Linked DNA regions of Mus musculus: region 1 is linked to region 2. The links are chromatin contacts, found by Hi-C in ENCODE. All regions are on one chromosome and are shown on one strand. Each heading gives the region's core, a stretch centred on a gene start or an enhancer-like site at or near the end of the contact. The rest is flanking DNA. Distances are from core to core; before and after follow the strand shown. Region 1 holds the start of Myo1d (myosin ID). Region 2 holds the start of C030013C21Rik (RIKEN cDNA C030013C21 gene).

What was found. A loop is a pair of places that touch in the nucleus more often than their neighbours do.
Region 1: a loop to region 2 is called in a map of T-helper 2 cell, with 2.4 times the contacts of the local background. The contact joins the promoter of Myo1d here to the promoter of C030013C21Rik in region 2. A Hi-C loop is called at or near these places in 3 of 37 maps with a recorded cell type or tissue (T-helper 1 cell, T-helper 17 cell and T-helper 2 cell).

What each region holds. Positions count from the first base shown.
Region 1 is chr11:80,778,220-80,783,656 of GRCm38, forward strand. Myo1d (myosin ID) reads right to left here and starts at 1,806. Exons shown (of 22, transcript NM_177390.3): 1 at 1,479-1,806. The coding sequence starts at 1,573.
Region 2 is chr11:80,507,266-80,512,968 of GRCm38, forward strand. It overlaps C030013C21Rik (RIKEN cDNA C030013C21 gene), which reads right to left and starts at 1,841. Exons shown (of 3, transcript NR_126552.1): 1 at 1,291-1,841; 2 at 670-777; 3 at 145-280. All of the region lies in intron 21 of Myo1d (myosin ID), which reads right to left. It overlaps Gm31109 (a long non-coding RNA gene), which reads left to right and starts at 2,012. Exons shown (of 2, transcript XR_003949722.1): 1 at 2,012-2,096; 2 at 3,792-4,016.

The DNA of each region.
Region 1 (5,437 bases), core at 556-3,055, 270 kb after region 2:
GCACTACCCTAGGAAACCCGGGGAGTCCTAGAATACAAGCACTGAAAACTCCTGGAAACGGAGGGCCACAGACAAGGCCAGTTTATGGCAGGCATGTGTAGTTTGCAGGCCAGTGTTCCTGCTCCAGACACAAGGAAGCCTGACGCAGAACAGATGAGGGCTGATGATGCAGCCCTGTTTGTTAGTTGATAGCGTGATTGCCTAATGCGCCAAGCCCTGGGTTTGATGCCTAGCACTACAGAAATCAAGTGCAGCAGTGCATACCTGTACTCCCAGCAGGAAGTAAAGGTAGGTGGAGCAAAAGTTCAAGTTCACCCTAGCCATATTGCAGAACAGAACATATGAAATTATTTGTTTTGTTAATTTAAAAATTAAAACAGGTTTTTTTAAAAATTACAGAATTGTAGTTGACAGTAAAATTGAGGTAAATATCCAAACCTAATTATGATTTTCAGGTTTAAGTTTAAAAAGTGATATTTGGCTATAAAGTTTACAAGTAACAGACAGAGCAAAGCTTCCGGGAAAACACAAACAAACAAATAAACAAGTAAGCACACGCTTCAAGCTGAAACTCCGTTTCAGTTTTTTTTTAAAGTCAAAACACTTTAATACTCAGATTACATATTACTGTTTGAAAATGAAATAATTACGTATAGAAGACTTTCTAAAATAAGTTCCTCTTGGAAGCCCATTTTGGGGCATTGTGTTGTAACTAAATTCTCAAAGATGTCAGTAACACAAAGGCTCCATCCATACATAACTCCTTGAAAAAACTGAAACCATGGACGCCTTGTCAAATTCAGACAGTTTATCTTGGCACTGGCAAGTACAGCAGTCTCTTCGATGTCTGGAAACGGGTCTAATTACGTCGAATGAGTAACTAAAAAATAGCCCGTGTCCCGGAACAGACAGCTTAGGGTTCACTCCATAGCATCCTGAATGGTAGGATGGAACCACGCCAGAAAGAAAGAAAAGAGAAAAAAAAAAGAAGAAGAAGAAGAGGAAGGAAAGAAACGAGAAAAGAAAATCGAGCGTGAAAGCAGGAGATAGATGCCAGGCTCTTTTAAAACAACCTTCCAGTTTTCCTGGGGCTGCCAGGGCCATCACGCCGCTCCTAAGTTTTTCTTTTCCCTTACTTTTGTTCCATTAAGTCACCCGGTCCCGCCCACATCATTTACCTGGCTCAGGGCGGGCTGGTGCACCCCTAAGCGACCTCAAGCCCAGCATGCCCCTAATCAAGACACCACACAGGGACGACCCCAGACCCCTAAAGTGCAGTCCTAGACCTCATCACACCCTGGAGTCCCAAGGCCGCACCAAGGAAGAGTCCTCTCTCTGGGAGGCGTGACCACCCAGCGCCGCGGACCCCCTGTCACCCCGCCGCACTCACTCGCGGGAGCTGCTCGCCCCGGTCACCCCGAATCCTCAGCAGCGCCCCCTCTCGGGAAACCCCGGCATGGCTGTCGAGACGCGCTCACCTGAGCCTAAGGTTGGCCATGAACTCGGGCATGGAGACGGTGTCCATCAGCACGAAGTCCGCCTTGCCGAACTCAAGGCTCTCCTGCTCCGCCATGGCGCCGGCTCAGGTGGGAGCGCTCGGGTTGGGGCGGGGGTGCTCGGCACCTTTGGGCGGGGTCGGGCCGGAGAGAGAGAGAGAGCGAGAGAGACGGCCGCCACTCCTCAGAGCTCCAGCCGGCGCGGCTCTGAACGGGCGAGGCCGGCGGCTTCCGCTCCTCCCGCGGTGGCTGCGGGTTGTGTGGGGGCCGTGGTGGCGAGACGGAGACGGCGGCGGCTGGTCCCGCCTCTAGCCTGGGTCCCGCTGGGCCCCGCCCCGCCCCGCCCCGGCCGCTCGGGCTCCGCCCCGCCGATGAGCCCGCCCAACCCCGGCCCAGCCGCCTCCTCACCTGGGCGGCGCGCACGCGTGGGGCGGGGACGCGCTCTGGGCCAGCCGCGGCGGCTAAGCGGCAGCGCCCCCTAAAGACAGGCACGGGCATCTAGCGTGGCGGGGAGCCGTGTGGACCTGACTCTGGGTAGAATAGGCCTTGTTGCCTTCTTCAACCCCTGCCTAGTAGATGCCAACAAACTTACAAATTTACAAACTTATAACTTGAGCGGCTTTGGCGCGAATTATCCATTATGATTCCCTCACATTCTTCTGTGCTCATGTGCCATCCATCCTTGAAATGGTGGCTGAATAGTTATGGCAATGGTAGAGAATACTTCCAGGTCACCGAAATGTTTAGAGCTGTTCTAAGTGCTTTAGCAAACTTAAGTAACTTGTCACACTGCTAGGAAGTGGAGGAGCTGCGACTTCGTGGAGGTCATCTGATTTACGAACCCCAGCATTCAGCCACATGGCTTACTCTTCATTTCCAGTGGTCCATTTTTTTCCACTCATGTGAGCATGTCATCAGACTAGTACCTTATACTAGTAATTTTTTAAAAAATGTATGAATCATCTCCTCGGGATGATTGCAGCTTCTAGCATAGAGGACCATGTCCTAAACTTTTTTTTTATATCCCCCACCTCCACTCTCTACACATTCCAAGAAGCTTATAGTAGTAGTTTGTATTATAAATAAGAAATCCATGAAATTAGTTCCATAGATTGTAATGAGTTATGATCTCCAATTTCAAGACACACTGGGTGTTCTTAAAATGGTTTTTGTTGGGGGGAGGGGTGTTGCTGGAGAGATGGCTCAGTGGCTAAAAGCACTTGCTGTTCTTACAGAGGACCAGAGTTAATTTCCCAGCATCCACAACAATAGCTTTGCCTGTAACTCCAGTTCAAGGAGATGAGACACCCTCTTCATACCTCTGAGGGTACCAGGCAGGAACATATATACATGCAGGGACTCACACAGTCACATAAAATAAAGGTGAATAAATATTTTTTTTTTAAACTTTTCTTTCAGGGGCTGGTGAGATGGCTCAGCGGGTAAGAGCACTGACTACTCTTCCCAAGGTCCTGAGTTCAAATCCCAGCAACAACGTGGTGGCTCACAACCACCCATAATGAGATCTGACACCCTCTTCTGGTGCATCTGAAATCAGCTATAGTGTACTTATGAATAATAATGAATGAATCTTTGGGCTGGAGAGAGCAGGGACTGAGCAAGTGAGGCCTACCAGAGTGAGCAGTGTTGACTGGAGCGAGCAGAAGTCCTAAAAATTCAATTCCCAACAACCACATGAAGGTTCACAACCATCTGTACAGCTACAGTGTACTCACATACATAAAATAAATAAATAAATTTTTTTTTAAAAAACTTTTTTTCCAAATATAGACTATATTTTCCTGATGGATATACATTGTAAGGGGCATTGTCTAGTACCTGCACATATTTGGGCCTGTGTCTGTTAGGACCATGTTCTGTGCAGAATCTATTAGGAAATCAAGAGCATCCAAGCCCTGGCTGGACTTCAGCTCTGTGGCTGAATTTGAGATGAGTAAACTAGGCTGAAGGACCTTGGCATGTTTTAGCTGCCAACAAGCCACACTTGCCAAGAGAGGGGACAGCACCCTGATCGCTTTCCTGCAGCACCTCTGCCTTCAGAAAGCCACCCTGATCCTTGGCACGGCACAGCAGGTTGGCCTGCAGTTTGGCTCCTGTGTGTAGCTTTCTTTCTGAGGAGGATTCTTGGATTTCATGGTGATTGTTTGTAGAGAAAGAACTCTGGGATAGATACTTCCAAGATAGGACTGTCCTATGCCTGTGTCATTTGTGAGAGCAGACTGGTGGCTAAGAAGACGCTTATATAAACTGGTTCTGCATTCCTACACTCTTCTGATCAGTGTATCTCCATGTAGGCAGAACTGAGTTTGTAAAGGGAAAGAAGTAGGTCTCAAAGTCTGTGCCCTAGGAAGCAGACCCCAAGTTCTATCGGTAAATGGATATGTAGGTATGCCTAGTATATGTGTGTGTGTGTGTGTGTGTGTGTGTGTGTGTGTGTGTGTGTGTCCTGAATCCTGAGGTCTTGACAATCAGAACAAAATTCTAGGCACTAAGAAAAGAGACATGAAAATCTACAGATCACAAGAACATCAGAGAATGGGAGGCACAGCAGGGTGATTTGTGATTTCCAAATGGCTAAATTTGGAGAACTTTATAGTAGTCATTGCCATGTATGGGAGGCTCAAGTCTGGAATATGTGTACAATCTGTGCAAAGATATTCTGTAAATTCTTGTATACATCCAGATTAGAATAAAGTCAGGCATCGAGACCAGTGAGTTTCTTCTGATGAACTTGGAGCTATCCAGCAAAGTCCACTGTTAATTGAGGTCACCCTTTAGATTCTGATGTCATTTTTTTAAATGTCATTGGGTTGTACAAACATAGAGAGAATTCTGATTCATGCGTTCAGAAGTAATTTATTACTTGTACAGTTTTCTATCCAGCATTGTAGTGCCCAGCTGCAACCTTATTGATCAATGCTCACACAAAGCCCAGATGGTGTGGGCAGCTAAGTGTTGAGGACTATGCTCCTGCAGGCTAAGCCACAGCAGTTTAGCTCTCTATGAATCTCTTTCATGACAAAACAAGAAGGGAAACACATTTGAGCCGGGCGTGGTGGCACACGCCTTTAATCCCAGCACTTGGGAGGCAGAGGCAGGTGGATTTCTGAGTTCGAGGCCAGCCTGGTCTACAGAGTGAGTTCCAGGACAACCAGGGCTACACAGAAAAACCCTGTCTCAAAAGAGAGAGAGAGAGAAACACAGAGAGAGAGAGAGAAACACACACACACACACAGAGAGAGAGAGAGAGAGAGAGAGAGAGAGAGAGAGAGAGAGAGAGAGAGAGAGACATTTGGCTATGCACGTTGCGTTCTGGTTTAAGATGTATTAGCAAATAAGAATTTACATCACCAACAGTAAGATGTGCTGACAGTATGAACTTTCTGATTGATTGATCACCTGAAAAAGACACAATACCACTTACCTGCTAAGAAAAATACATGTGTTTGTGAAGAAACGTGGAGCAAACCCAGAACAAAGAGTAGCCTGCAAAAGTGTTGATCAGTACCCGTCAAAAATGCCAAGGGTATGAAGCACAAAGATGCCAAGGCACTGGGCCAGTTACGGGCTAAAACCTGGATGAGGACCCAAAAGACATCACAGCTGAAGGCAATGTGTGATTCCAAACCAGGCAAAAGTAAAGGATGCTGTTGGGAAAACAGATGCAAAGGACTACATGTTAGACAGTCGTGTATAGTGCCCATGTTAATATTCCTAAATTCAGTTACTGTGCTGAGGCTTCCTACGGGAGTATCTCACCATGAGCAGACATATATTAAAGTCTTTTGTAATAAAAGATATGGTATCTCAAACTGCTTGATAAAAACAGTTTGAGAACATCAGCTTTTGGTCCATGTGAATACCCAGTGTGCAGGCCTGGTCGGACTTTCTGTAATGACTAGCCACAACACAGGGGCTGC
Region 2 (5,703 bases), core at 591-3,090:
GTGATTGCTGGTCTCCTTACTATCTGAGATGCGCCCTCAGCCACTTAGCAGCACTGTGTGCCCACTGTACATAATGAAAGACCAGGAAGAGCCAGGGAGGAAGGAAAGGAAAAACAGGTACTTAGCACAGGAGGGACCTTGGTTATAATCGAACGGCTTTATTTCAGAGATACTATGCCTTGAGCTGGCTGGAGTGGTGCAAGCCTGCGGTCCCAGTACTAGGGAAATGGAGGCAGGTAGGATGAGGAGTTCAAGGTTAGCCTATGTTACAGAGGAGACCCTGCCAAAATAAACCAGGAAAGGAGAAAAAACTCACCCACCCAACCAAGCCAACAAAATGCCCTCAAACCACATAGGTGGTTAGTGGCAGAGTGACACTTGTATGGCACACCCAAGATTCCCACCCACTCGTTCATCGACTCACCCACTCTCCTACCCACCCAACTCACCCACCCACCCGACTCACCCACTTACCAACCCAACTCACTCATTCAGCCAAACCATCCACTCACCCAAGTTCACTCACTCACCCACGCACCCACCCACGCACCCAACTCACCTACCCACCCTCACCCACTTACCAACCCAACTCACTCACTCACCCACCCACCCATCTGCCCGCCCACTCAATTCACTCATAGGAGAAAGGGAGGCAGCACAGATCAGCACCTCTAATGGGAGTACACGAGAGCCACAGCAAGAGTCCACAGGAAACCCACAGGTCTGTCAGGAGTCACTCCTGTCAGTCTCATGACCAACTAGACCTTCAGGGCCATCCTGTGGGAGGGAAAAATGGCTGGGGGGGCAGTCTTTTCTGGCCCTGGACAAGTCGGGATCAACAGGGCAAATTTCCTAACCTCTGCTTGCCTCTGTCCTGGGCCATGAATGGGAATCTAGGGGAGATCCAAACTGAACGATCCAGGACAGAGTACGCTCAGCACCATGGCTGGAGAGCCACAACAGCCTCACGAGCACACCCTGTGATCGCTGTGCTGATGACCACAGAGCTGCGACAACCAGGGGTCAATTCGTTTTTCTTACAAAAAAGCATCAATGGCTTCATATGCTCAGGAAAGCACATCTATTCTCTCCGATGCTAAATGAGCATATTTATCTGTGTAGTTTCCCACGCTATAACCACCCCCGTTTCTGATTTTGATGGACCGTGTTTCCTTTTGATGTCACCTCAGGGTTTTTTTTTTTTTTTTTTTTTTTTTTTTTTTTTTTTTGCTTTGCTGGTGAGAAAGTCCCAGTTTAGTTTCACAATTAAAAAGAGAGTCACACACACACCTCTGTTGAGTATCCGGGCCCCTGCACACTTGCTGCTCAGGCCACCGGTTCAAGTTTAGGGTACAAACAGGAAACTGTTCATTCCTACTTCGTTACTTCTGTTTCCCGAGGCATCAACACAACTTGGGTTACAGCTGAGATTAGAAACCGGAAGCAGTCAGTAGGCAACAGCCTGGGCTACCAGTTGTGAAGTGGCAGCAGGAGGTTTGATCTACACAGACACATGGACTCTGAAGGCCTTTGATGCCGCCTGGGCCACCGGGTGGGTATTCCTCTGACATCCACTCTGAGGGCCCAGACTGCCACCCGCAATCTCCTTCCCCACACTTCTTTCTAAGGCTTGGTAGCTTGCTGCGAGTTAGCTCTTGGTTATTTTTAGCCCCACTAACTGCTTGAGAGGCAGCTGCAAGGCGGCAGCTGTGGAAGGCAGCTGCCGCGGCTTGATCTCTAGCCGGTATTATCTGACAGCTCTCGGCATGTGAGTTCTAAGATCCCCCTTTCTTTAGGTGAGCTCACAAGCTTTTCTCCTGGGGATGACATCAGATCTGTGTGTCCGATCACCTGCTCTGGTGGGGGACATGTGCAGAATTCCGCTAGAAAGGGAGATTCCAAATGTTTCTGACCCATAAACGCCAGGTGTGACGCAGGGGCCCTCCCACAGGGTTTCTAAGATGAGGGAGCGCCACAGAACTTCTGTCCTGCAAACTCTGATGTCACAAAAGAATGCAGAGAGAATGAGGCAGCTCACTAGCCTGCCTGGAGCCCCCTTCAGAGCCAGCATCAGATGAGACAGGTACCAGGCTGATGTGCGTACGCTATCCAGGAGAACTGGTCCAGATCCCATCTCCTCTGCTCTCTTGCATGGCTTTGCTTCTTGGCACACACACACCTCCTGCCTGCCTTTCTCTGGAGGGTCTTCAGCTACAGCATACAGCTTTTTGCCTTTAGGCTTCTGCATAGACTGTTTCCAATCTAGGTGGCGTTTAGACCTGCTTCTAGGTGTTAATTTGGGAGCTTTTTCTTGCTCCCATGTCAGCCTCACTTGTCCCTTAACCGCATTACTCCGAGGGCTGTATGGAACATTACTTTTAGGCATCTATTTTCTTTATAAATCTAAACCCTTTTAGCTAGCACATAGTGAGGCTCGGCAGATAGCTGACTGATGATGTCTTGGACTCCCCAAGAATTCCTCCCTCCCCCATCTATGCCTTTTTTTTTTTTTTTTTTTTTTTTTTTTTTTTGACATCAAATGTTCTTCACTGGGGACGGAACGCACAGTCTTGTGCACGCTAGGCCAATGCTCGGTAAACTGAGCTACATTTCCAGTCTCCAATTTTCTGTTCTTCAAATTGCCTCTTTTTCAATTGATCTCAATATATTCAAACTGAGTCCTTTGTCAATTCCCTGTCAGAAAAAGGGCTTCAGAGAAGAGATGTATGAAAATGCTGGGCTCGAAGGCACATTTGGGCTAAGGATACACACACAGGTAAACAGAGAAGAGCGGGGCTGGCTAGCTGAGCCTTTGTCGCCAGCCTCTTGAAACTTTCTTTTCTGTGGGTTGAGAAGCCTGAACCCCTGTTCCCAAGGCATTCTTGACAAGGAGTTTGCCCATCAAGACGACTTTCCCATTAACCTTGTGGCGCTGTTCTCAGCTGCCTCTCACAGAGCCCCTCTTAGGGCAGCGAGGCAGTTCACACCTGTGTCTACATTCTCTGGTGCACCTCCTTCTCTACCCAACCTCCACCATGCCAGACACAAGCCAGTGGAAACACTGGCTTCATACACAGCACCATGCTGAAGTCGTTTCCCAGCCCCCACCATTACAGTAAGTGGGGTAAGATACAAGTTTCTGCTTTAAAACGGGCACGTGAACACAGTCTCCATCCAACCAAGGGCTGCAGAAGAGCCCTCGGGTGCTCGACTGTCCGCCCCGGGGTTCCACTTGCTCTTCCTTGTACTGTTCTATCTCCATCCAGTCTCTTAGGTGACCAGATCCACCCCTTCTCGTTCCGGGGAAGCTTCCTATCTTAGGACTTGCTCCTCAGGTTCAAGGATCTAGCCTGCAGCCTCACTTATATAAGCTTGGTGGAAGGCATTTAATATACCCTGGGCCAATCAGAGCCTTTGCCTGGGGTTCATAGATTTTGAGGTAGAAAAGTTCCCCCTGTTTTTTGTTTGGTTTTGTTTTTAGGCTGTTAAACTGGCTGCAAGTGTGCCTAGGTATTCCCTATGCGGAAGCACACTATACACAGAGATGGAAAGTGGAGAAGGAGAGACAGGCAGGAGGGAGGAAGCAAAGGACTTGATGGTTCCCAATTCCTGTTCTAGGGCTTCACAGTCCACAGGCTGTCAGCTCCTTCCAGGCCATTCTGGTGTGAGTTTGTGTTGCGGGTACATGTGAGTGAGTGAGTGTGTGCATGTGAGTGTGTGTGTGTATGTGTTTGAGATAGGGTCGCAAGTAGTCCAGGCTGGTCTCAAATTTACTATATCTCCCACAATAGATGACTTTGTATTCCTGACACTCCTGCCAGGGAGCTGGGTTCCCAGGCTGCACCCCAGCTTCACCCTGAGTTTAAGCCACTTCATCTGGAAGATTCTGCGTTACACATTGAACTTGCTCCGCAGGACCCAAGGGAGTGGAAATAAGAGCGTTGTTGAGAAATGATTCTCTAAGGTGGTTTTTGTTTGTTGTTGTTGTTTTTTAAATAAATGGTGTCAGTCCAGCATTTAAAGACGTCAATCCCTTCTCTATCCTGGCTCAAGGCATTGTCATTGTCAGCCTCATTTGTAAAGTACACACAAATAACCATGTGCGCATATCCTGAGAAGTGTCGAAAAGCATTCATGAATGTGGGACAGGTCATTCAAACACCTGACAAGCATCAACACGGGAAACAGCCGGAGCACACCAGGCAGGGTGCTGACACGGGGAAAGGCACCTGAGACGACATGTCTAGAGTACAGTATTGCTTGCCTACTGAACAGGGACAGCTTGTGCCTCAATATTCCCATCAGAATGACGGAATCACTCTTTTGTTATTTATGTATGCATTTCTTTACTTGTGTATGTATGTGTGCATGCACGGGGATGAGTTTAACTATGAGTCAGAGGTCAGCCTCGAGTGTCATTCCTCAGAGCCTTTCACCTTGTTTTTAAAAAATGTGGTCTCTTCCTGGCCTGCAGCCTGCTGAGCATGCTGACCAGCAATCCCCCAAGGGTCCCAGAGCGAGCCTGTTGCTGGTTCCCCAGCTCTGGGGTTACAGTCACAGTACTTTTTAAAAACATGGGTTCAGCTGGGCATGGTGGCACATGCCTTTAATCCCAGCACTTGGGAGGCAGAGGCAGGCGGATTTCTGAGTTCGAGGCCAGCCTGGTCTACAAAGTGAGTTCCAGGACAGCCAGGGCTATACAGAGAAACCCTGTCTCAAAAAAAACTAAAAAAAACCCAACAACAACAACAACACCACCACCCATGGGTTCTGGGGACAGAATGTATGCCTTCTTGCTTTATCAACTGCGCAGTCTCTCCAGTCACACTTGTGTTCATTCCTCACGTCTACTGTATCATCTACTGCAAAGCACCATTCCTTACCCACTGTGCGGTTAGTCTGAAAGTTCTCAAGGACACCCTGTCCCATTCCTCAAGGCAGGACGCTTGAGGGTTAAATCCCCAATGAGCAGCATATCCAGAGGCTTGACTGTGAGGAGTGTAATCACCTGTGACCAAGGGTGACTCTCAGAAGCAGTGAGGAGGATGGGGACGGTTGGTTCTGTTGCTCCCGACACATGCTAGGGCTAATATGAACGCCTCACTTTGGGAACGGGTTTCCCTTCCTGAATTACTGCTCCCTGCCTCCTGTTGAGATGGGCTTCTGCTTTGGTGTCAGCTGGAAAGCCACAAGCAATGGAAACAAGAGAACAAAACAGCGGACACTCTCAAGACCTTACAGCTGCTGCGCTTAAGTCAGTGGGGAGCAACAGGTGTGGCCTCTGCCAGCGCCCCAAGTACAAGCAGGATGGGAAGCGAACACACACACACGTTTTGTTCTGTAGAAAAATTAAAATCATTCGGCTAAGTCCGTACAGCTGCACCCGGGTGGCCTTTGCAAAGTAACACAAGACACTTGGCGAGCCCTGAGAATGTTGTACACAAAGGGAGTTTCTCAGGGAATCAGGCCCTGTGCTATTTCCACCAGAGGCTGTTCCTTCTGGTGTTAATTGCTTCAGAGTTTTAAACCCACCTGAATTTCCAAGTGAGTCATATGCTCTGGGAAAATGAGACTCTCTTTTGGTCTATGTGAAAGTGTTGTTAAAGCAGACAGGTGACCGCGCAGTGCCTCTCACTCAGCGAAGCATGGGCACCAAGTGTTATGACCTTGTACACAGTACTTGTTGCAAAGCAGACTGACGAA